Linked DNA regions of Homo sapiens: all the other regions are linked to region 3. Evidence: chromatin loops called from intact Hi-C (ENCODE). Cell type or tissue: prostate gland. All regions are shown on one strand. Each heading gives the region's core, and the rest is flanking DNA. Links, peaks and the distances in the headings are about the cores only.

Region 1 (8,485 bases), core at 397-8,396, 58 kb after region 3:
AACAGAAGAACATTCCATGCTCATGGGTAGGAAGAATCAATATCGTGAAAATGGCCATACTGCCCAAGGTAATTTATAGATTCCATGCCATCCCCATCAAGCTACCAATGACTTTCTTCACAGAATTGGAAAAAACTACTTTCAAGTTCATATGGAACCAAAAAAGAGCCCGCATTGCCAAGTCAATCCTAAACCAAAAGAACAAAGCTGGAGGCATCATGCTACCTGACTTCAAACTATACTATAAGGCTAAAGTAACCAAAACAGCATGGTACTGGTACCAAAACAGAGATATAGACCAATGGAACAGAACAGAGGCCTCAGAAATAATGCCACGTACCTACAACTATCTGATCTTTGACAAACCTGACAAAAACAAGAAATGGGGAAAGGATCCCCTATTTAATAAACGGTGCTGGGAAAACTGGCTAGCCATATGTAGAAAGCTGAAACTGTATCCCTTCCTTACATCTTATACAAAAATTAATTCAAGATGGATTAAAGACTTAAACGTTAGACCTAAAACCATAAAAATCCTAGAAGAAAACATAGACAATACCATTCAGGACATAGGCATGGGCGAGGACTTCATGTCTAAAACACCAAAAGCAATGGCAACAAAAGCCAAAATTGACATATGGGATCTAATTAAACTAAAGAGCTTCTGCACAGCAAAAAAAACTACCATCAGAGTGAACAGGCAACCTACAGAATGGGAGAAAATTTTTGCAATCTACTCATCTGACAAAGGGCTAATATCCAGAACCTACAAGGAACTCAAACAAATTTACAAGAAAAAAACAAACAACCCCATCAAAAAGTGGGCAAAAGATATGAACAGACACTTCTCAAAAGAAGACATTTATGCAGCCGAAAGACACATGAAAAAATGCTCACCATCACTGGCCATCAGAGAAATGCAAATCAAAACCACAATGAGATACCATCTCACACCAGTTAGAATGGTGATCATTAAAAAGCCAGGAAACAACAGGTACTGGAGAGGATGTGGAGAAATAGGAACACTTTAACACTGTTGGTGGGACTGTAAACTAGTTCAACCATTGTGGAAGTCGGTGTGGCGATTCCTCAGGGATCTAGAACTAGAAATACCATTTGACCCAGCCATCCCATTACTGGGTATATACCCAAAGGATTATAAACCATGCTGCTATAAAGACACATGCACACATATGTTTATTGTGGAACTATTCACAATAGCAAAGACTTGCAACCAACCCAAATGTCCAACAATGATAGAGTGGATTAAGAAAATGTGGCACATATACACCATGGAATACTATGCAGCCATAAAAAAGGATGAGTTCATGTTCTTTATAGAGACATGGATGAAGCTGGAAACCATCATTCTCAGTAAACTGTCACAAGGACAAAAAACCAAACACCGCATGTTCTCATTCATAGGTGGGAATTGAACAATGAGAACACATGGACACAGGAAGGGGAACATCACACAGCAGGGCCTGTTGTGGGGTGGGGGGAGGGGGGAGGGATAGCATTAGGAGATATACTTAATGCTAAATGACGAGTTAATGGGTGCAGCACACCAACATGGCACATGTATACATATGCAACAAACCTGCACATTGTGCACATGTACCCTAAAACTTAAAGTATAATTTAAAAAAAAAAGAAAAAAAATTATCTTGACAAAGAGTTGTCCTCAATGCAATATTACAATAGTCCCTACTAATCCTAGGAGGATGTGTTCCAAGACCCCCAGTATATACCTAAAACCACAGAGAGTACCAAACCTGATACATACTGTGTTTTTCGATCTGATGATGAGACAGAAACTAAGTGACTGAGGACGGAGTAGCCTCCACAATGTGGATATGCTAGACAAAAGGATGTTTCATGTCCTGGGCTGGACAGAACAGGATAGCACAAGATTCCATCACGTTATTCAGAATGGTGCGCAATTTAAACTTCTAAATTGTTTGTTTCTGGAATTTTCCGTTTAATATTTTTGGATCGCAGTTGACTGTGGGTAAAACTGAAACCTCAGAAAGCAAAACCACGGATAAGAGAGGACTACTGAATTACACTGAGAATTTGTGGGATGCCGTGAAAAAGAACCATTCTGCTTACCTTACTAGGAAATACATACGAATGATTTGAAATTAAAGTAATGTAAGGAATAAAAAAATAAGGTTTGTATGTGTTTCTACAATCATTCTTGGCATGGATATTGGATTTTTAAAGCTACTTACAAATGCAGATGCAAAACAGCAATACAAGCCCACTACTAAAAATAAACGATACTCACTTTTCTTTTCCCCATGTGAACTACTCTTAAGAGATCTTCTTTGACCAGAAGAGACTCTTCTCATCTAATTGTAGTAAACATTCTTTTCTTAGAAATGAAACGTCAACCTTGCAAATGCAGTATCAATAAATTCACTATTACATGAAGGTTGAAGAAGGCCAGAAATTTCTAGTTAGATGGGAAAAATCAAAAGACATCTTCTCTAAGTGTCATAGAGTCCTGAAATGACTTTAAATTCAGAGCCATTTCCAGTCCTGTAAGACATAAAATGTAGTACTTGTGTCAAGTGGATTTTCGAGTGGATTATTTATTTCCATCTGTCTCATATTTATGGGCAGGTCGAGTGCAAGATCAGAGGCTGCTTGAGAGACATAAAAAGACTGTACTCTAAAGAAAAGAGCAAAGTTTAAACAAGAAAATAAGACTCAATGTTTGTAAAATTAACTGAAAAGCTTCAGGAATAGCTATAGTTTTTCACAATTCAGGCAATTTCATGTATAGATTTTAATTTGCAAACATGAAAATTTGACAATCCCCACATTATTATAAAAAGAATATGTAGAAATGATTGTTTATAGAAACAAAAAAGATATGCATGCACGTATTTCCTAAGAAATACATTACAGGTCAGTTTTATCTACTTAGTTTTATTTTCTTTGTCTCTATAAAACTAAGTTTCAGTTTCCCAAGTTCTCCTGCAGTGAACGCTATTCAATTTTAGAACTCTCATTTACCTTTCCTAGGAAACTCCAATCTTCATTAAAGTTTGTACCAACAATTAAGCAGGAAAGTAAATAATTTGATATAGTCATATTTTAAATAAAGTTTCTTGACTTATCACCACACATTAAACCAGTACATAATTTATATTAACTGTAGATCTATATCCTCAGAACTTTTTAATTAGTGAATGCTTTATTTCCCTAATGTAAGCACTGTTGTTTGTTGAGAATCTTATAAAATATTAAAGAAGTTACTCTGATGTCCTTAGATAAAACTAAATTAACTTAGAAAATGAGAAAAGCATAATTAAATCGGGTACTATGTAGCATTCTACCAGTCCATGATTATAGGTGAAAATAATAGCTTGTACTAAAAAGAAAATATGTACAGCATTCATTGGTCTTTTGGGGTAGTTCACATTAAAAATGGGATATTTTGGCCTGGTGCGGTGGCTCAGAACTGTAATCCCAGCACTTTGGGAGGCCAAGGTGGGCGGATCACCTGAGGTCAGGAGCTGGAGACCAGCCTGGTCAGCATGGAAAAACCCCATCTCTACTAAAAATACAAAAATTAGCCAGGAGTGACAGTGTGCACCTGTAATCCCAGCTACTTGGGAGGCTGAGATGGGAGAATCACTTGAACCTGGGAGGCGGAGGTTGCAGTGAGCCGAGATCATACCATTGCACTCCAGCCTGAGCAACAAGAATGAAACTCCATCTCAAAAAAAAAAAAAAAAAAGGAATATGTTTAGAATCAAATAATTTATGTCTTACAATTTATGAACAATTGTTAAGGGCATGAAATACAGTTTTTAGGGGATCAGAATTTGCCAAATAGGATCTTTCAGCTTTCTTTTAACTTGAATGTATATTAAGTAGTCTTTATTCTGAGCAGCCTTTGCTTTCTTATTTAAGTGTTCTACACCATTATTAACCTGGGACTAATCCCAGGTAAGCTTTTCAAATAGAGAACTTGTTGTAACATTGATTTTTTTAAAATGTTAACTTCATATCTCAATGGCTTGTACAACAAAAGATCTCTTCTTGCACATGTGTCTGGCTTGGGTTAACAAAGGTTTCTCTTCTTCATGGTGTTTTTGGAACCTGGGCTGAGGGAGACTTCTCTATCTTGTGATGCTGGAACACACAAACACACATGGCTTTAACGCTTGCTATAGCAAAGGAAGAGCTTAGAGAACTCACAGCCACTCTTATGAGAAGCACTTTATTTCTGTTCACAGCTCATTGGCAAATTTTGTCCCTGAGTACTTTAAGGAGTGTTAGGAAATTTTCAGGCAAAAGGAGAAAAATCAATTATGGTGAAGACTATTATCTACCACCTCTTACTCATTAAGTTTTCAGTTTGCTATTCTTCTGACACATAACGCATACTCGGCACTACCACATGGGAAACAGCCTGAAGCCCATCCAGTCAGTCCCTTAATCTCAAAGTCCAGAGCGTCTACGTGAATGCAATAATCCCTCCCAAGTCCAGAGCTTGTTTCTGTTGGTCTGGAGACCTCTAAATTTAAAAGCCAAATTGCCTGTCCTACACACACACACACACACACACACACACACACTCTAAATGAAGGGGTGGCAGAGCCAGAATAATTACAATAATACTCACTTTTAGAAAGGAGAGGAACAGGACATACGTCTCAGCCCATTTAAATCCTGAAGTCCTGCGGAGCACAAGCAGCAAAGGCTCCCCACCGGTATGTGGCTTCTGTCTCTACCCTATGACAGTTTCTTTTTTTTTTCCATTCCCTTCTGTGACTGTATCTGAAAATAAGACTCCACAGCTTTGCCAGCCCCCTTTTGCTCACATAAGCTTCAGTGCACAAAGGTCATTTTCAGCCTCATACCGTCAAAGGCTTCTTCAGTCCTGGCTTGTGGTCGTTTCGGCAGCACATTACCCTCAAATACTTAAGAGGCTTCTTCTCCACCCGTTTCCAGTCCCTGCCCTGTGCCAGTAACTACACTCACACTTTCAAATACCTGGTTCTTGGATCTCCTAGAGAGCTCTTTGTTTTCTCAACCCCATGTCACTTTCTCTCAATTGGATGGGGCGACCTTCAACATATCTGCAATAACCTATGGGAAGGCCTCACTATTAAGGACTTTAGTCAACTTAAGGTCTTTAATCAACCAAACAGTTTTCTTGAATGCTCTGTAAAATCCCTTTGCTTACTGCTTTGGGTCAAGAGGCAGTTGTTTTTTCCCATACTGTAGGAATCCTCATTTCTAGATCCTCTTTATTTCTTCTCATTTCTGCTTGTGAGCCAGCTGATTCTTTCCTGAATTCATTTTTGTTTTAACGGTACCTTGCCAAACATAGCCAATAGCAGTTAACATCTACTATTTTGGTTCTAGTTTCCCCCTTTCATCCAGGAGCTAAAAGGTACCTAGGCCTATGGTCTGCCTTCCAAGTCCTGACTTATCACAGTTTCACCAAATGTTTTACTACCATGTAACATTAATTTTCTTCTTTGCCCGCTTCAGGGTCAACATTCTCAACACTTGTCTACTGCCTGCTGAGTACATATAAAGGATTTTGTGATAGCAAAACTCAATTTCTAAAATCCATTTCTGGATTAGTGAGAATAAATTGGGTTATACTGTGGTAACAAATTAATCACACAATCTCAGTGGCTTATGGAGGCATGGGTTAATTTCTTGTTCACATGAAATGTTCAGTTTATGTGGGAACTCTGCTCCATATAGTCATTCAGGGAACCAAGATACTGGTTGTATCACTGTCTTTTAGTCGCTGTCTCAACTTTTGGATCCTGAGGTGGCCAAATCAATAGGAATTTACAATCATACTTTTAAAGTGACACATGGCACTTCCTCTCAAAACCTTAGTCTACAATTAGATGCATGCCCCTGCCCTAATGGCAAGGGAGGTTGGGAAGTCTTTACATGGGCCTAGGAAGGAGAGAAATAATGATTATCATGGGGGCTAGTGATTTCCATCTCCCTGTATTTATAATATTTAGATACATGGGAATAAGCCATAGCAACATCATTTGATCACCACCATTGTTGAGAAACATTTTTCAAAATATTGGATTATGACTATGAATGGGAAGAAAGAGTTTCATCCATTTCTTTTTAATTATAAAAACACCTAGTGACTAATAATGTATACAAGAAAGCTATATAACAATCTAATTGGCTCTTCATGAAAAATCTTCCTTCATAACTAATGATCCCACTTTGAAAACAGACGATCGAACAACAGCAAAGTCAGGAAACAGTAAGAAGTGGGGCAGGAAAATGGAGAAAGAGAGATAAGTCAAAGGAGAAAAGGAATCGTGGTAAAAAGGATAGTGGCAGCCGTGCTAAGTTATTGGATACTACATCCATCACTCCAGCACCCAGCATTCTGAGAAATCAAAAGAGGGGGAAATAGGAATCTCATAGAGATGAAAAACCATCAGGACCTAATGAGACAAGCAAAATACTTAAAATATTTGCAAAAGTATTTGAAACAAAGGTTAAAATTTTTACTTCATAAATAGCTCATTCAAATTGATAAAAATATTTTTTATAAACCAGCTCTCTAATACAGAGATAGGATCCCATAAACTCTATCTATAAAGAATCTGAGAGTAAATACTTTAGGCTTTCCAGGCCATAGAATCTCTGCCACAACTATCTGATCCTTCTGTTATAACAACAACCACAAAAACATAAACAATAAAATATGTAAATAAATGGGCAGGGTTATTTCTCAATGAAACTTTATTTACAAGAATAGGTAGCAGGTTGAATTTGGTCTGCAGCTCAGAGTTTACAACCCCTTGCTCTAATGAAAACAAGGGCAAAGAACTGTAAGAGGATTTCTAACAAGAATAAACTACTCAATAAATAGAATAAGAAAACAATGTTCAACCACACTAGTAGTAAAAAAAGCAAAGGAAAACAATAACGTTCTTATTTTTACCTACAACATTATGAATTAAATACCATAATACATGACTAGAGAGAAGGAGAGGATATTAACATAAATTTCACAAACTATCTGAAGGCCAAATTCATACATATTATACATATATTAATATATAATATGTATACATATAATACATATATTAATATATAATATGTATACATATAATACATATATTAATATATAATATGTATACATATAATACATATATTAATATATAATATGTATACATATAATATATAATTGTGTGTGTATATATACATATTTTCTTATATATATAAGAAATATATAAATTCATATATGTATTTCTATATATATGTATGTATATACAAAGAGAGAGAGACTTAATTAGAATTAGGAATTCTTACTAAGGACATGTGTTTGGTTTGAATTTTTAAATTCTAATTAGTCAAATGCTATTTATAGATGAATTAGGAGCAAGATAATAATTCTAGGTTGCCATAATAGTAGTTTATTTAATAAAAACTGCGCACTTTTATAGCCCCATTATTTACTGGCAGAACAAAATGGTAACAAGCGCAAAAAGTCCTACAACCTCTCTACTGATTATAAGATTTCTCAGTGTTAGCAGCATGAGGTCCCCTATTCAGTTCCATTGTTATCACCTTCCTTCTTCCTATGGATTGAGCAGCTGTCTGAAGAAATCATATTAAGCAAAAGCTAGAAGCATGTACTTTTACCCACAGGACTGTCCACCTTGCATGAGAAATCCTAATGTCCCCATTTGTCCATGAGTCTGACAATCTTTGGATAAAAATATTTCCATAGCACCTTTAAACTGTAAGCAGAGTCATTCCCAAGTTTTGTGAGTACTTGAAAAATGAAGATTCCACTAAAAAGTAAGAATTGTTCCCAATATCTTCTCAACTATTGTAAATAAATGGAAGCACAGGTTTATGAAGTGTCTCATACCTAATAAATCCTTTTTCTCTTTTTGAAGTTATCTTTTTTCTTCCCAGATCACAAAAGCAATACATGGATCACTGACAAATGTTACAAAGAAAAAATTAAAAAGAAACAATACTACATGATGCTAGTACTTAGAGTTAATTACAGTAGGTATCATGACAAGTATTCATCCAGATTTATGTGTGTGTGTGTGTGTGTGTGTGTGTGTTTGCCAAACTAAGATCTGTTAAACTATTCTTTTCATTTCATTTGCTCTATTTCACTTAAAACAGCATAAAGCATTTTAATGTACATAAAGAAAAATGAACTCCTTCACTTTTAACCAGACTGCATTCCATTGGAAGCGTGCACCATAAAGTAGTTACACAATCTTCTACTCGTGGACATTGAGCCCACAAAACTATTTTCACTCTTATACACTCTAATGTGAGCATTTCAATACCTGTATTTAGGTGAGGTTTTCCTATTAGTTTCCCTAGGATAAATTCCTAGAAATGCAATTTTCTATGTCTAAGAGACTCTAAATTAAAAATTTCACATTATATTAACAGATTAACCTTTAGAAAAGTTGTAACAATTTACTCTCTT
Region 2 (8,485 bases), core at 397-8,396, 1.2 Mb before region 3:
TATCAGCTTAAGGAGATTTTGGGCTGAGACAATGGGATTTTCTAGATATACAATTATGTCATCTGCAAACAGGGACAATTTGACTTCCCCTTTTCCTAATTGAATACTTTTTTTCCTTCTCCTGCCTGATTGCCCTGACCAGAACTTCCAACACTATGTTGAATAGGAGTGGTGAGAGAGGGCACCCCTGTCTTGTGCCAGTTTTCAAAGGGAATGTTTCCAGTTTTTGCCCATTCAGTATGATATTGGCTGTGGGTTTGTCATAGATAGCTCTTATTATTTTGTGATACATCCCATCAATACCTAATTTATTGAGAGTTTTTAGCATGAAGCATTGTTGAATTTTGTCAAAGGCCTTTTCTGCATCTATTGAGATAATCATGTGGTTTTTGTCATTGGTTCCGTTTATCTGCTGGATCACATTTATTGATTTGCATGTGTTGAACCAGCCTTCCATTCCAGGGATGAAGCCCACTTGATCATGGTGGATAAGCTTCTTGATGTGCTGCTGGATTCGGTTTGCCAGTATTTTATTGAGGATTTTTGCATCAATGTTCATCAGGGATATTGGTCTAAAATTCTATTTTTTTATTGTGTCTCTGCCAGGCTTTGGTATCAGGATGATGCTGGCCTCATAAAATGAGTTAGGGAGGATTTCCTCTTTTTCTATTGATTGCAATAGTTTCAGAAGGAATGGTACTAGCTCCTTCTTGTGCCTCTGGTAGAATTCGGCTGTGAATCCATCTGGTCCTGGACTTTTTTTGGTTGATAAGCTATTAATTATTACCTCAATTTCAGAGCCTGTTATTGGTCTATTCAGAGATTCAACTTCTTCCTGGTTTAGTCTTGAGAGGGTGTATGTTTCCAGGAATTTATCCATTTCTTCCAGATTTTCTAGTTTATTTGCATAGAGGTGTTTATAGTGTTCTCTGATGGTAGTTTGTATTTCTGTGGGATTGGTGGTAAGATCCACTTTATCATTTTTTATTGCGTCTATTTGATTCTTCTCTCTTTTCTTCTTTATTAGTCGTGCTAGCAGTCTAGCAATTTTGTTGATCTTTCCGAAAAACCAGCTCCTGGATTCTTCGATTTTTTGAAGGGTTTTTGTGTCTCTATTTCCTTCAGTTCTGCTCTGATCTTAGTTATTTCTTGCCTTCTGCTAGCTTTTGAATGTGTTTGCTCTTGCTTCTCTAGTTCTTTTAATTGTGATGTTAGGGTGTCAATTTTAGATCTTTCCTGCTTTCTCTTGTGGGCATTTAGTGCTATAAATTTCTCTCTACACACTGCTTTGAATGTGTCCCAGAGATTCTGGTATGTTGTGTCTTTGTTCTTGTTGGTTTTGAAGAACATCTTTATTTCTGCCTTCATTTCGTTGTGTACCCAGTAGTGATTAAGGAGCAGGTTTTTCAGTTTCCATGTAGTTGAGCAGTTTTGAGTGAGTTTCTTAATCCTGAGTTCTAGTTTGATTGCATTGTGGTCTGAGAGGCAGTTTGTTATAATTTCTGTTCTTTTACATTTGCCGAGGAGTTCTTTACTTCCAACTATGTGGTCAATTTTGGAGGATAAGTGCAGTGTGGTGCTGAGAAGAATGTATATTCTGTTGATTTGGGGTGGAGAGTTCTGTACATGTCTATTAGGTCCGCTTGGTGCAGAGCTGAGTTCAATTCCTGGATATCCTTGTTAACTTTCTCTCTTGTTGATCTGTCTAATGTTGACAGTGGGGTGTTAAAGTCTCCCATTATTATTGTGTGGGAGTCTAAGCCTCTTTGTCGGTCTCTAAGGACTTGCTTTATGAATCTGGGTACTCCTGTATTGGGTGCATATATATTTAGGATAGTTAGCTCTTCTTGTTGAATTGATCCCTTTACCGTTATTTAATGGCCTTCTTTGTCTCTTTTGATCTTTGTTGGTTTGATGTCTGTTTTATCAGACTAGGATATGCAACCCCTGCATTTTTTGTTTTCCATTTGCCTGGTAGATCTTCCTCCATCCTTTTATTTTGAGCCTATGTGTGTCTCTGCACATGAGATGGGTTTCCTGAATACAGCACACTGATGGGTCTTGACTCTTTATCCAATTTGCCAGTCTGTGTCTTTCAACTGGGGCATTTAGCCCATTTACATTTAAAGTTAATATTGTTATATGTGAATTTGATCCTGTCATTATGATGTTAGCTGGTTATTTTGCTCATTGGTTGATGCAGTTTCTTCCTAGTCTTGATGGTCTTTAAAATTTGGCATGTTTTTGCAGTGGCTGGTACCGGTTGTTCCTTTCCATGTTTAGTGCTTCCTTCAGGAACTTTTCTTTTAGGGCAGGCCTGGTGGTGACAAAATCTCTCAGCATTTGCTTGTCTGTAAAGGATTTTATTTCCCTTTCACTTATGAAGCTTAGTTTGGCTGGACATGAAATTCCAGTGCTTCCTTCTAAAACTTTTCTTTTAGAGCAGGCCTGGTGGTGACAAAATCTCTCAGCATTTGCTTGTCTGTAAAGGATTTTATTTCTCCTTCACTTATGAAGCTTAGTTTGGCTGGATATGAAATTCTGGGTTGAAAATTCTTTAAGAATGTTGAATATTGGCCCCCACTCTCTTCTGGCTTGTAGAGTTTCTGCTGAGAGATAAGCTGTTAGTCTGATGGGCTTCCCTTTGTGGGTAACCCGACCTTTCTCTCTGGCTGCCCTTAACATTTTTTTCTTCATTTCAAATATGTTGAATCTGACAATTATGTGTCTTGGAGTTGCTCTTCTCAAGAAGTATCTTTGTGGTGTTCACCATATTTCCTGAATTTGAATGTTGGCCACGATGCTAGATTGGGGAAGTTCTCCTGGATAATATCCTGAAGAGTGTTTCCCAACTTGGTTCCATGCTCCCTGTCACTTTCAGGTACACCAATCAGACGTAGATTTGGTCTTTTCACATAGTCCCATATTTCTTGGAGGCTTTGTTCATTTCTTTTTATTCTTTGTTCTCTAAACTTCTCTTCTTGCTTCATTTCATTGATTTGATCTTCCATCACTGATACTCTTTCTTCCAGTTGATTGAATCGGCTACTGAGGCTTGTGCTTGTGTCTTGGTTTTCAGCTCCATCAGGTCCTTTAAGGACTTCTGTGCATTGGTGATTCTAGTTAGCCATTCATCTAATTTTTTTTCAAGGTTTTTAACTTCTTTGCCATGGGTTCAAACTTCCTCCTTTAGCTCAGAGTAGTTTGATCGTCTGAAGCCTTCTTCTCTCAACTCGTCAATGTCATTCTCCGTACAGCTTTGTTCCATTGCTGGTGAGGTGCTGCATTCCTTTGGAGGAGGAGAGGCACTCTGATTTTTAGAGTTTCCAGTTTTTCTACTCTGTTTTTTCCCCATCTTTGTGGTTTTATCTACCTTTGGTCTTTGATAATGGTGATGTACAGATGGGGTTTTGGTGTGGATGTTCTTTCTGTTTGTTAGTTTTCCTTCTAACAGTCATGACCCTCAGTTGCAGGTCTGTTGGAGTTTGCTGGAGGTACACTCCAGACCCTGTTTGCCTGGGTATCAGCAGCAGAGGGTGCAGAACAGTGGATATTGCTGAGCAGCAAATGTTGCTGCCTGATCGTTCCTCTGGCAGTTTTGTCTCAGAGGAGTACCTGGCCGTGTGAGGTGTCAGTCTGCCCCTACTGGGGGATGCCTCCCAGTTAGGCTACTTGGGGGTCAGGGACCCACTTGAGGAGGCAGTCTGTCCATTCTCAGATCTCCAGCTGTGTGCTGGGAGAACCACTACTCTCTTCAAAGCTGTCAGACAGGGACATTAAGGTCTGCAGAGGTTTCTGCTGCCTTTTGTTTGGCTATGCCCTGCCCCCAGAGGTGGAGTCTACAGAGGCAGGCAGGCCTGCTTGAGCTGCGGTGGGCTCCACCCAGTTCGAGCTTTCCAGCCACTTTGTTTACTTACTCAAGCCTCAGCAATGGTGGGCTCCCCTCCCCCAGCCTCACTGCCACCTTGCAGTTTGATCTCAGCCTGCTGTGCTAGCAATGAGTGAGGCTCCATGGGCATAGGACCCTCCAAGCCATGCGTGGGATATAATCTCCTGGTGTGCCATTTGCTAAGACCATTGGAAAGGTGCGGTATTAGGGTGGGAGTGACCTGATTTTCCAGGTGCCATCTGTCACCCCTTTCTTTGACTAGGAAAGGGAATTCTCTGACCCCTTGTGCTTCCCGGGTGAGGTGATGCCTTGCCCTGCTTTGGCTCACACTCAGTGCACTGCTTCCATTGTCCTGCACCCACTGTCTGACACTCCCCAGTGAGATGAACCCAGTACCTCAGTTGGAAATGCAGAAATCACCCATCTTCTGTGTCGCTCACACTGGGAGCTATAGACTGGAGCTATTCCTATTCAGCCATCTTGGCTCCACCCCTGTTGTCACTTTTTAGGGAAAGTATTTGCTGAGCTTCTTATTCTACCATTTTGGAAGTCCCCTTTTCAGAAATATTTAATTGTTGATAGGCATGATTTAGTTTCTACCTAGTTTTTGATCAAGCATCAAGCAGTTGAGATTCTTAGATAATCAAGTGCATTTTACTAATGACTCCATAAATATTATATTCTGATTTTTAGAAACATATCCATATTAGAAAATGTACATGAACAGGGCTAATTTTCTTCATGTATTGGAATGAATGTTTTGTATTTATTTTTGAATTCTTTTCCTATCCAAACTCTACAATTGAAGATAATGGAACAGGAGATAAAATTGAAAGCTTTTGAAATTGTCTAGATAGTAGACTGAATATTTGCGATGTATTTTCTACTCTCTTTTTCTTGATTACATTTTAGTAATATGAAATAAAAACGGTCAGCCATTAACAGCAGAACATATGCAACCTATTTAAACCAAAAGTCTTTCAAGCATCTCAGGAGCAGACCTGAGAAGCTTTTCTAAGTTAAATGTACAATAATCATCTAACAAGAATAATCTGACACTTTATATGTGACCATGATGGCAAATAAAATTGGATTGCTCCCAATTTGATAGCCCATGGAGGGTTGTACAATAATTTTATGCTAATTCTAAAAAACCTATGATTTCTACTTTTAGAAATTCATGATCAAATTTATCTTCTTATCTGTGTGGAGTTTAGGAAAGAAACACATCATGCTAAAGACAACAAAAGCCTGAACAAAGTCCCTCTATTTAGTCAAAATAGAATTTCACAAACAATGGAGTTTAAAATTCAAATGTCTTCAAAGCAGTTGTAATAATAATTGTTTCCACTAAGGTGTGCTAGATCTCCAAATATTATTCATGCTCTCCTTGTCTTACCACACTGCACTGAATTTCACCGTGTTCATTGCCTTCCCCAGGGCTGCCAAGCATTTACCACACAGGAGGTTTTTAAGCTGGAGCAACAATGTGCTGCACACAAATTCAGCTAAAACACAAAAGAAGACAAGAAATCATTTAAAAATGTTAAATGAAAAGAAAAAAATAGTTGCATTGTGAATTGGTGATTTTTATAAACAGACTCAGGTATTGACTTTGATTTTGCAGAAATAATTTGGTTTGTTTGAGAAATTCTAGAAGGTTAACCTAATAGGAGGAAGTTTTTCAGGCAATTTTTCTTCTAATAAAACTCTCTAATGTCCTATTATTATTTATAACTAGTGTTACGAATGTAAGTTATCTTTTGCTTTAATAGCGTATCAGTCTGACGCTATCATTTGTTCATGATGATTTAAATCCCTAGAGGTTCCTGAGATCATCTAGTGAAGTTTGAAAAACAACTAACACAAAAGAGCAGCTCTAAATAGTGTGTCAGGCAGAAGATGGCACAGATTTGGGAGTATAACAAAACCTTTTAGTCTGTAGAAAGAAAAATTAATTCTTATTATTTGCAATACTGAAGTTATTTTTTTAAACAAATCTTAAAGTTATCAACTAGAAATTTAGCTATCTTGGTAAAAGCCTTCTCTATAGCTGGTAATTTAATGATAGACTCTGAAAGATTTGCCAGGAGAATGTGCTAACTTTTCCCAGAAACAAAATCTGGGTTCTTCATAGGGATTTCTATGCACACATCCACCTTAGTTTGAAAGCATTTTTATATATGCAAATAACTTTTTTTGGTCATGTAATTTTACTTAGAATGTGAATGGGAGTTTCTTTTTTTTCTTGATTTTACTGTGATTTCAGTTAAAAAGACAACTTGCACTTTCTCACCTCTAAATGAATATGATTGCTTCAGCAGCTTGTCCACTTAAATAATTTGGTTTCATGATTTTGATTATATTCACTAATCATTGTAATCAATGGCCATCTTAATAGTAATTTTTAAAATGTCAGCACTAAATTTACATTAACCTTAAAGAAAAACCTCAAATATTTTAGTACTTAAATTGTTACCATAATTTATTTTTGTAAACAAAAAGCAGTTTATAGTCAGTTGAACAACTGGAAATCAGTTGATAAGTAACTAGATATAGATTGTTTTAAAAATAAAAAATTTTTTGGATCAAGCTGGAAAGTTTTTACCAAAATCAATATTTTTTCATATATATAGTTGTAGTTTCGTAGTTCATGTTATTATAAAATATTATCTTACTTAGACCAAATTTTATATTTAAAAAGTCTTTTTGGCTACGATACAACTCCTTTTGTTTTGATAAATTTTCAAAGTAATAGTAATGAAAATGCATAATCAAGTAAGTGAATTTTCATATACATGAAAAATTTCATTAGAGTATTGGAAAAATGACATGTTTTATAATTCTATTGCCTTTTCATGTGGTTATTAAATTAGTGAGTTGACAAATGTGAAATGACGTCTGTACTTTTACTGAGATATGTTGTTTAAGTAACAGTAGTGTGACTGGGAGACAATTTAGGACAGTAGAGTTTTTACACTCTTAACCGGGAAAATTTTTTCATTTGTGAGATCATTTGAGTTAATTTATTGTAACTACTGTATCCATAATTTTTGCCTGCTAAAGAATGGCGATTATTATTTCCTAAAACCTTAAATAAGGGCATAAGATTAATTAAACCCATTTTGTTGATCCAGAGGAAGAAGGAAGTATTTTGTATTTCAAAATATAAGTTTAGAGAGATTATTATTTGATGTTATGGAAATATAAAACAAATAGAAATTTTATACCCTGTGTTTAAACTTCAGATTTTTAAAAAGTACTTTCTAAAAACAAAGAGGAATGGATGTTGAATATCACACACAGCTAAAAGCTAATAAGAGAAAATTGTAATCATGCAGGAAGGTATTTAAACCCATTAATTACTTGTTAAAAGGATATAAATGAGAAAATAAAAATCTTCAGCATTTAGAACAGCAGCCATTCCTGCTGAATGGAAAGCACTGTGCAACTTGAAGGTAGATTGACTGGAAACTTTGGGAGGCAAGTAAATGGTGCCTGACTTGCGTTAAGACACAGCATTTCATCTGGTTTAGTTTTAGTTTAGGTTTAGGGCATTAATATGTATCTTTTCTAAAAACAAAGCATGTTTTGAATTTATTTAGAAATTCTACCCGGAATATTTATACCAATTAATACTCTATATTTAACACACACAAAAAATAAAAGGCCCCACTCCATTTCCTCTTTGACAATAAATGGAACTAAGAAGTCTTCCCTAGGAATGCTTTCCCAGAAATATTTAAAATAAATACAATTAAGATAAATTCCGTAGATAATTTTTTTGAGAAACGTGTGCATGTAATGTAGAAAATTTAAGTGTTATTATTTATTTGAGTAAATGGGGTAAGGTACAAGCCCTGTGTAAATTAGAAAACATTGCCCATCTACATCTGAAGAGGAATTTGGCTTGGTTCGATGCCAAGGGTCAAGTAGAGGCACAAATCTCACATGTTGGAGGTCCTGGGAGCCTGACCAGGAGGACTCAACGGAGGACAGATGGAAAAACTACAGACTGATCTTATTTCACAACTTTAGGAGGATCACTCTGAATTTATTTTTCTTTAAGTAGGAGAGAGCTACATTGTACATACGGAAGCTTAAGTTTGGAAAGAGGAAAGCTGAAAAGAGGAAACTTCCAAACTGTTTGTGGACAGGTGGGACAGGGTGGTGGTGAGGTGATGGTGGAGACCAAATCTTGGAAGACCCAGGTGATGCTGTATTATGTGCACAGTGTCATTCCCCTGAAAGCAAGTCAGCTTACAGAGATTCAGGACCAGAGAAAAGATAAATTATAGTAAGAGGTCAGGAAGGTAAAAAATACAGATCCAGGATTTTTTTAAAAAATTAAAAGTGGTCTACAAATTTGATTATATATTTCTTGGTAGTCAAAGAAAGTTATTTTCATCATCTATGGAGAGAAAGTATATCAGTTTCTCATAAAAAGCAAATAATTTCCTTTCATTGTGTTCTAAAAGAATATAGGAGAGAATTTTATGATTAGTAGTTTATTACTTTGTATTAAGATTTTTGTCTTTAATTTTTCTTTTAAAATGCAAAAGCTGATAGCAAATATATGCTGTATTAAGCCACTAA
Region 3 (8,485 bases), core at 315-8,314:
ATTATGAAGGGCCAGTGAAATAAAAGGCTTAACATTGATGAGGTAAAGCTGACATCAACTGGTACATAGTGGTAATAGTTGACAACAATAATTGTAATCCCCAGAATTTGTATGACCCTCCCTCTGCAATTTATAATGTACTTATAATTCATTAATTAAAACATGGATTTGAACCTTAGGAGCATCATTCATTATTCTTAGAGCTGGGGGTGGAAGAATTCAATGTGGTCTCTGTCCCCAAGGGGCTTTCAGTCTAGTGGCAAAGACGTACACACATGTGGCCCTACAGCAATACTGACTGGCACACAGGCAATAAAGGAGATGAAAAGGGGTGGAGAAGTGAGAGATTCTGGTCGTGATGATTTGGAGAGATTTCACAGAAGAGGAGACATTTAACTTGGTCCTTGAAGCAAAAAAGGATCTAGACTCTTAAAAAATGGGAAGGCATTTCACACAAAGAGAAAATCTCTATGCTGGCATTGTCTTGAATTTTTGAATGCAGGAGAAAATGGAAAGAAATTAAGTGATCTGATCAAGGTGATAACAAGAGAAAGAGTCGGAGGTACACTATAATTTTTAACTCCGGGGTCAAAATGGTTCCTGCTACATTACATTGCTTCCTTCTCGAGGGGAGACAATTTCTCTGCTTTCACGACCACCTTCGCCCCCCATTTATTTCTCCACGTTGCTACGCCCTTTACAGGACCTTGCTAGGATGTCCACAGAAAAACACAGAGGCAGCCACGTCTTCATAAAACACATTACATTTCGGCTGTGTCTAAAAATCAAATGAACACATGTAGGTATATTTTTGGCCCCCTTTCCTCACCATTCTCCATCATTTCAAAGGAATGGGAGTTTGCGCTGTCGCCACATGGCACACTCAATAAAATGTTGATCCATTCCTTTAAACCTTCCATTTTTCTACTTCAGTTTGTCAAGTGTTCCCAATTCCAAGAAATCATAATTCATACTGTGCGGGAGGTTGCAGATTTTTGGCTCTGGAGGTTGTGCAGATGTTATTCCTTAAGGAAGACGATCGTGATTGCCTATGTGAGTAATAGCTGTGAGTCGGCTAGAAGCCAAAAGTTCTCTTACAGCAGAATGTATAAACCATTCTCCTACTGAAAGAAGGCCCCCAGTAGGATAATATATTATTACACATGATTCAAATTACAGGATCTGCAGCAGGGGAGCTCGTGACTGATTCAGGACAGTCGCCCCCTGAATACTGATGATGGGATGATGGAATACCTCATGAATTAAAAGGGCCATGGTTTCCCATCTAAATCCTTCATATGCTTTAAAAAGTGACTATGCCTATCATTGCATTCTCTAAGCTTCTTAAATGAATCATGCACTATTATGAAACCCTTGTCAATATTTTTAAAATTCCATGTTTTTGAATAATTATATTCAAAACATCCTTTTAAAAGAAAGACAATGAAACTTCACCTTCTCTGCTAGAAAACTGTGCGCCTTTAACGCAAATATGCAATAAAGATATGACTTAATAGAAATTGCATTGAAGTGTGACCCAGTTTTGCTCTCTGGGATTTTATAAAGCAACCTGAAATCTTCACATGCCACATGTTCCAGCCTCTTTAAGTTATCTATAGAAAAAATGACTTTATCCCTGACAACTAAATACAAATGTGCAAGGCAAAATTGTATTTCCACAGGTTTTCTGCAGATAAATGAACTCATTTGTGAACGTTATTTAATTTGATCTACTTTGGTTATGTAACAATCCTATAAATTTGCTAAAGGTATTACATTGCAAATGGATAGCAGGCATTTTTATAGAAACACTAAGGCAAATGTTAAATATTACACATTTTAAAAAAACAAACTGTATTACTGCAATATATTCTGAAATAATACGTAAGCTGGTCCCTTAACTTCTTTTCAAGCTGGTTCTTGTATTCATTTTTTCTAGTAAATGGATGCAAATCAGGTGCATTGTGCTGGGATGGGAAGGGGGAGATTTGTCCAGAAATGACCTCAGTTCTATTCATTAATAAAATGACAATGTTGGCTGAGAGCAGTGGAGAATGAAATATAACAAGAGTGAACTTTCCTCCATGTGACAGATGCATACAAGTGCTTTTTGGATAAAGCACTGTATGTAAAATGGCCACTGCAGCATAAAATCTGGAAACGTTAAAGGAAGTTCTAAGATACAGATTGTTTGAAAAACCTGCAACTTCCATGGCAATGCACACCTTATTCTCTGTTGCCTTGTACAATTCTGAACCCCAACTTGGAGAAGCATGTATTCATTCATAAGAAGAGGGATCAGACAATATAAACAGAGGTTTAATGTTGTTAAGAATTTTTTTTAAGAAAGAGAAGATAATTTTTGCAAGTTCAAAACAAAATAGAATTGTACCCAGAATCACTTTCAGTGACGGCAGACACCAATGGGGGGGGGGGGGGGGGAGGTAAAAGCCATCAGAGAGAATGTAGCCACATTTTTGCATAGCGGTTTAAATTATGCCAGCAGAATAATTAATGGAAGGACCTAATATGGAAAGGGGGGGGGGTGACAGGAAAGGGGGAAGTCTATGTTAAACAAAGTTCATTACTGCATGATGTAAATGAGTTTCTCACCAATGATGTCACTGATTGGCTGAGCTGCAGAGCTGGCTTCGAGCATGGCCGGATTGGCTGCTAGCTCTTCTGGTGCCTGCCTGCTCGGGCAGCGGTTGAACCAGATACTTTCTGTCTCTCTTGTTGTCGTTTGAAGCAAATCTTGTTCAGCCCAGCTGTGTCTCCATAGTAGTGGCACCCTAAGAGAGAGTCTCCCTCCTGCTTCCCACAGCTCGTCTGTGAGGCGGTCGCTGCTGTGAAATACCAGCTCTTGGTACCAAGCCCAGACAGCGTTCTCAGATCCATCTATAACACACACACACAAAAAGAAAAATAGAAAAAGCAGTTCTTTCATCTGAATTGCATCCTAAGGAGGATTAAGAAGGCTTCTATTGCTACTGATTTGTGTTCCTTCAATTTGATGGTTAAAATAGTTTTTGAAATACAGTATCTTCTCATCTGCAGTAGAACACCATTGGTTAAAATTGGTTAAAAAGATGGGGGGAACCCCCCTCTCCCATGTTTACCTTGATTTCAGAAAAATAATTCTTCATTTTCTTCCTAAGCACCGTAACTGATGTTTTTGGTCCCCTACCAGAATTTTTAAACTCTCACCAGATTTCTAATTACAGCCGAGTCATTATTTTTCAGGTTAAGACAAGGGATCTTAATTAGCATTCTTTTTTAGCTATGCGAAATGAGACAGGGCATGAAACAGAAACAATCTATGGAGAGGCAGAGAGAGAGAAAGAAAAAAAATCTGTGCAGCTTTTACAGTTGAGCTGACACCCCCTCCTTCCCCGCTCTCCCTCCACCCCCCTTGCAAAAAGAATGCAGTCATATGAACTTTACCAGACAATGGAGTACCTACAGGCTCTCCCCTAGACAAGTCCTTTATAACCAGCCAGTGCTATGTGCTGCAGACAGTGGCCAATCGGCAGGCTCCTTTCTGCAGCAGGGACACAATAGGTGCATTGGCCACACTGTCCTCCTAGACCCTGACAGCAGTTCAGGTTCATTCATTGTACACTGGAAGGCACATATGTCTTTAATATTCACTGTGAAATTATCAGTGCGACTGCCTTTATTTCACCATAATTACATCAACCTAATTACCGCGCACAAGCTGCAATAGCACTGTTTGCACAGAGTGGCGCATAGCCATGCATGCCGTAAAAATATGCATGAACATGCCTGCTTATTTCAATAATAAAATCCACCAATTTTCTTCCCACAGCTTCCTCCAGAATACTTCAGTGGAAGATAGCCATCGCTTTTCCCCTTCAAAAGAAAAAAGCATATGTGTGTGTATAATACATATATATACATACATATACAAATAATACATATTAATTAAACATTTTCCTAGTCATTTATTGGGGTGAAGTATAGGAGTAGAATCTAGTCAGTAAATACAAGGTCATTAAATACCTAAGGCATTTACCCCGTATTACTAGGCATCAGAGTGAAGGAGTAAGTGAATCTGCATGAATCACTATAGCCATGACTACATGCCGATTTATTTTGAGTCTAACTGTCATGCACATCTGCATATGCCTAATTTATGTATTTTTATATTACATAATTATGTCATGCCTTGAAACACTGACTCAAAATGCTTGAAAAATTAAATCTTCGCTTTTTGTGTATTAGTTCAACAGAGTTAGGCAGTCTGTGGTAGAAACTGTCTGCTTTTTTATTTTATTTTATGCATGTTACATTTACATATTCATGAACACAAAAGCTGTTATGACCGAGGATTCTGCAGCAGGGGATGAGAAGGCACGATCCCGCATACAGATGTATTAATTTCTAGGGGAAGAATGGCAGCCTATGATGACCAGGAAGAGAAGATGTTTGGGGGTTCCATTTGGGGTTTACCTCATTATATAATAAATGATGTCGCTAACCTGCCAACAAATGTTTAAGTATAATAAACTTGGAAAGTAAAGCCAATTTGTATTATTCGTGGCCATTCATCCACACTGTAAAAAAAAAGAAGCATTTTGAAATGCAGACTTCTGACTCAGGTCCTTGCAGGTAAAATAAAGGGGATGTGCTCAGAAGCTGCTCATTATTTCACAATTTACATATTTCTTGCTCCAAATCAGAATGCTAAGCTTTAAGCTTTGATTATTTTCTAAGTCGGAATTTTACCAATGTTTGCCTGTATTTATTGGTGTATTTTGATAGCTCATGATTCTGTAATCAGGAATGCAATTCATCATTAAAGTAGGCACATTAGGAGAAACAGTAACCTATTTATACTCACGGTGCTGTATGTTTATAACATATAATCATTCCAAAGAGAAAGAATCCCAATCATTTTTTATAATTTTTTATAAATTTATATTTTGTAGTCCTGGTTTTTAAATATATGTAAAATTGGTATCATAAAATGTATTCCAGTTGCTTTTGAATTTTATAAGCATTTTAAAAGAAAAGCACAGCTCTTCTATCTATACTTTCCAAAAATCAAGTTTTAATAGGAGGGATGGGGAAGCCAAATTCCTAACTAAACCAAAAGATCGTACGGCTCAATCATAAAAAACACAAATAATATAAGAAAATACTGCATTTTTATTCCTGAACTGCTACACACATTGAAATTGAAATACCTGAAATCATATATGTAAATTAGTTGCTTGATAGATAATGTAAAATCCTTTTTTCTCTAAGTGAATGCAGGTAATTTCAGAAAAAAGCAAAGCTTATGCAACTACTTGCCTTGCCTTTTTGATGATTTTCCTATTAAAGGCAAATTTGCCTAAATATTTGAATTAACCATAAAAATGTACTAGTAATAAAATTAAATTATGTAGACCTCATTCCTCTCTCCCCCTCACTTTCACACACACATATATATATACATATGTACATACACATATACATATATGTCATATATGTAAATACACATATGTATAAAACTGTGGCTGTCCTTTTTATTTCATAAGAATGTGTGACTTTTCTACCCACTCATCCCAATTCTTTGAACTGACACTGAACAACAACAAAAAAAGCTTAGGAAAATCAAAGAGGTCATACTTAACTGTGAGTTCACCATTTTGCTAAGTAAAAATCAAAACAGAGTTCAAACTGTCATAATATCACATAGATTTAGATCCCACTAACACATAGAATGTGTTTGGAAACTACTGTTATTCAAAGAATTTTACTGAATATATTAATTTCATAAACAAGATTAGTGGATGATTCATATCTGACTCATTTCACAAAATAGTATTTGTAAACAAACACTAAAAATATGGGAGGCCTTTCTTAAATACTACAATTCATTAAACCAGACAAGCTAGGCTTCCTACTTAGAAACACTCTGCCATTGAGTTGCTAGACATACTCGAAAAAAATATTGCATTTCTTATGGTATTCTACTATCCAGTTTTTACTAGCCCTCTCAGATCCCAAACACAAATTGCAATGATGAAATTTTAATATACTACTCAAATTTGAAATAATTTTGCAATAAAATTTTATTTGGAACCACTTTACTAGGTAAGTTAATCAAAAAGTAGACCTTAGAAATTTAAACCATCCTTTTATATAGGACATCCAAAGAAAATTAGTAACTAGTTAGTGTATTTCCACCCTATCATGCTGCTATCCTTAATTAAAATACGATTCTGATCGGCTGCTGTCAGGATATTTTTAATTGGTTGAGTTTTACTATAGATAAGGAATTTATGACCTCCTCCCATAAGATCAAAGACATGCATTTATAACATAACTGTATGGAGAATATAAACGTCATCTATGTTCCCAGGATGAAGGAAAGCAAACTTCTTTACAAAGATCAAAAGCTCAACCTGAGACATACAATCATGATGATCTCACCAAAAGAGTGAAGTCTGCACAAATTGGCTGTAAGAATGTGAAATAGCAGCCAATCGCATTAACTTTATGAATAATACAATGCATTCTATAAGAAGAGTGAACTTGAAAAGAGACACAAAAATAATAAAAAGCAACTTGTCTGTCTGCTCATTGACTTATTCTTATTAAAAAAAACTTAGTTTTAATAAGTATGGAAAATATTCATTAACATGAAGAGACCACTGTTTATCCCCCATCTACAAAATGACAAGCATTCAGATGACAGAACAAGATGCAGCTCATCATCAGAATGGCCCTAAATATCTGACTGCTTTTTGCCCACAAACTTATAGATTAAAAATTCAGTGTTTATGCTTTGGATTTCAAATACACAACCCTTGAACTATTTAATAATGATCATCTTTATAGGATGTGAAAGGCATAAGAATTTTAAAGGTGTCATTGATGGTTCAATTAGTCTACATTCTGATACCAAAAAACACTTCTCAGTGCACAGTTATGGTTGATCTTGTTTATATTGACCTCCAAAAGGTGAACAGTGTATCCCTGTGGGAAAACATGGCACCTCAATTTTTAAAACTGGCTTCTTCTCTTGCAAAGTTCCCAAACTCTTTTAATGGGATTATTTACTAAAGATACAATTACTTCATAAAGATAACATAATAAATCATGACATCTAAATACCCAAAGGAAAAGAAAATCTTCAAGCAGATTAACCAGCTAATGAGAAATATTTTATTAGAAAAAAACAGCCACAGGTTTCAGCAACTTTTAACTTGAATCTGATGGTCTATAATTACTATGATTTCTTTTCCTACATACAAGAAACAGCAGAGAAATTTAGAAAGAAAAATGAAAACCTTTCATCTGAGAAGTTGCCACCAAGTATCTAGGACTATCTCATTGTCTCAGAGTAATGATTTTCATGCAAATAAAAATTATTTTTAATATCCAGATGAATTAGAAAGAAATATTATCTGTAGCCAGGCACGGTGGCTCACACCTGTATTCCCAGCACTTTGGGAGGCTAAGGCTGGTGGATCACATGAGGTCAGGAGTTCGAGACCAGCCTGACCAACATGGTGAAACCCTGTCTCTACTAAAAATACAAAAATTAGCCAGGCATGGCGGTACACGCCTGTAATCCCAGCTACTAGGGAGGCTGAGGCACGAGAATCTCTTAAACCCGAGTAGACAGAGGTTGCAGTGAGCCAAGATCACACCATTATACTCCAGCCTGGGCAGCAGAGTAAAACTCTGTCAAAAAAAAAAAAAAAAAAAGAAAGAAAGAAAGAAAGAAAAAAGAAAAAGAAAGACATGCTCTACTCAAGCTCAAGCCATAGACTAAGTCCAGAATTATATTAAGCAGTAGTTATTAAATTAATGATTAACAAGAAAGTTGTCAGATTGTATCTCACAATCTGCATGTAGGGCAGTAAAAAAAATTGTTCACTGTATACCACAGATGCGCAAAGGAAACATGGCTTCTTCATTTTCTAAAAGTGATCTAATTTTCATTATATGCTCTACCCCACTGTGTAATTACGGATAAGGAGAAGAAATTAAATTTGCCAATTAATTTATCTCATTGCTTTTTGGTTTCAACAGCCTCTTCTGAGTTATTTCCTCTTAGGTGACAGATAGATGGTCCTCCAAAATTTTCCACATCCTGATCCCTAGAAACTGCATATATTACATTATGTAGCAAAGGATAATTAAGGATCCTGATGGAATTAAGGTTGCTAATCAGTTGACATTAAAATAGGGAGATTTTCCTAGATTACCTAAATGGATAAACTGTGATAAAATTATTGCTTTGGTGGGAAACTGGTGAAAGTACTAAAGTCAGGAAGACTAGAAAGTCAGAGATGATATCATGATATGTAGGATAATCTCTAAAATAATAACATAGGAATTTATTACTGCAAAGCTGTTAACAAGATGAATAAAATTTAAAAACTGATTAATCCAAAGAAAGGCAAAAGAAGAAATAATAAGTGGAACAACTAAAAGACAATCAAAAGAGTATTGATTTAAAGCC

The links. Hi-C counts contacts between places; a loop is a spot of excess contacts. Peaks named below come from ENCODE experiments on the same cell type or tissue, not always from the same donor. Only the 100,000 strongest peaks of a DNase experiment are listed, where the experiment ranks them.
Region 1: a loop joins it to region 3, with 4 times the contacts of the local background. A loop is called at or near these places in 9 of 110 quality-filtered maps.
Region 2: it touches region 3 in a loop (7-fold over the local background); 11 of 110 quality-filtered maps call a loop at or near these places.

The regions. Positions count from the first base shown.
Region 1 is chr21:16,007,898-16,016,382 of GRCh38, reverse strand. No RefSeq gene overlaps it. Among named protein-coding and RNA genes, the nearest start is that of MIR99AHG, 58 kb to the left of the region's middle. In prostate gland, for the core only: no CTCF peak of the experiment used is centred there; no DNase peak of the experiment used is centred there; H3K4me3 peaks cover 490 bases; H3K27ac peaks cover 3,372 bases.
Region 2 is chr21:17,267,204-17,275,688 of GRCh38, reverse strand. LOC107985511 (a long non-coding RNA gene) reads right to left here. Exons shown (of 4, transcript XR_001754975.1): 4 at 4,528-5,397. Among named protein-coding and RNA genes, the nearest start is that of LINC01549, 170 kb to the left of the region's middle. In prostate gland, for the core only: a CTCF peak has its summit at 5,216; a DNase peak (open chromatin) is centred at 5,318.
Region 3 is chr21:16,065,527-16,074,011 of GRCh38, reverse strand. MIR99AHG (mir-99a-let-7c cluster host gene) reads right to left here and starts at 3,524. Exons shown (of 10, transcript NR_136541.1): 1 at 3,445-3,524; 2 at 2,614-2,898. In prostate gland, for the core only: a CTCF peak has its summit at 3,688; DNase peaks (open chromatin) are centred at 2,741 and 3,521; H3K4me3 peaks cover 2,231 bases; H3K27ac peaks cover 2,948 bases.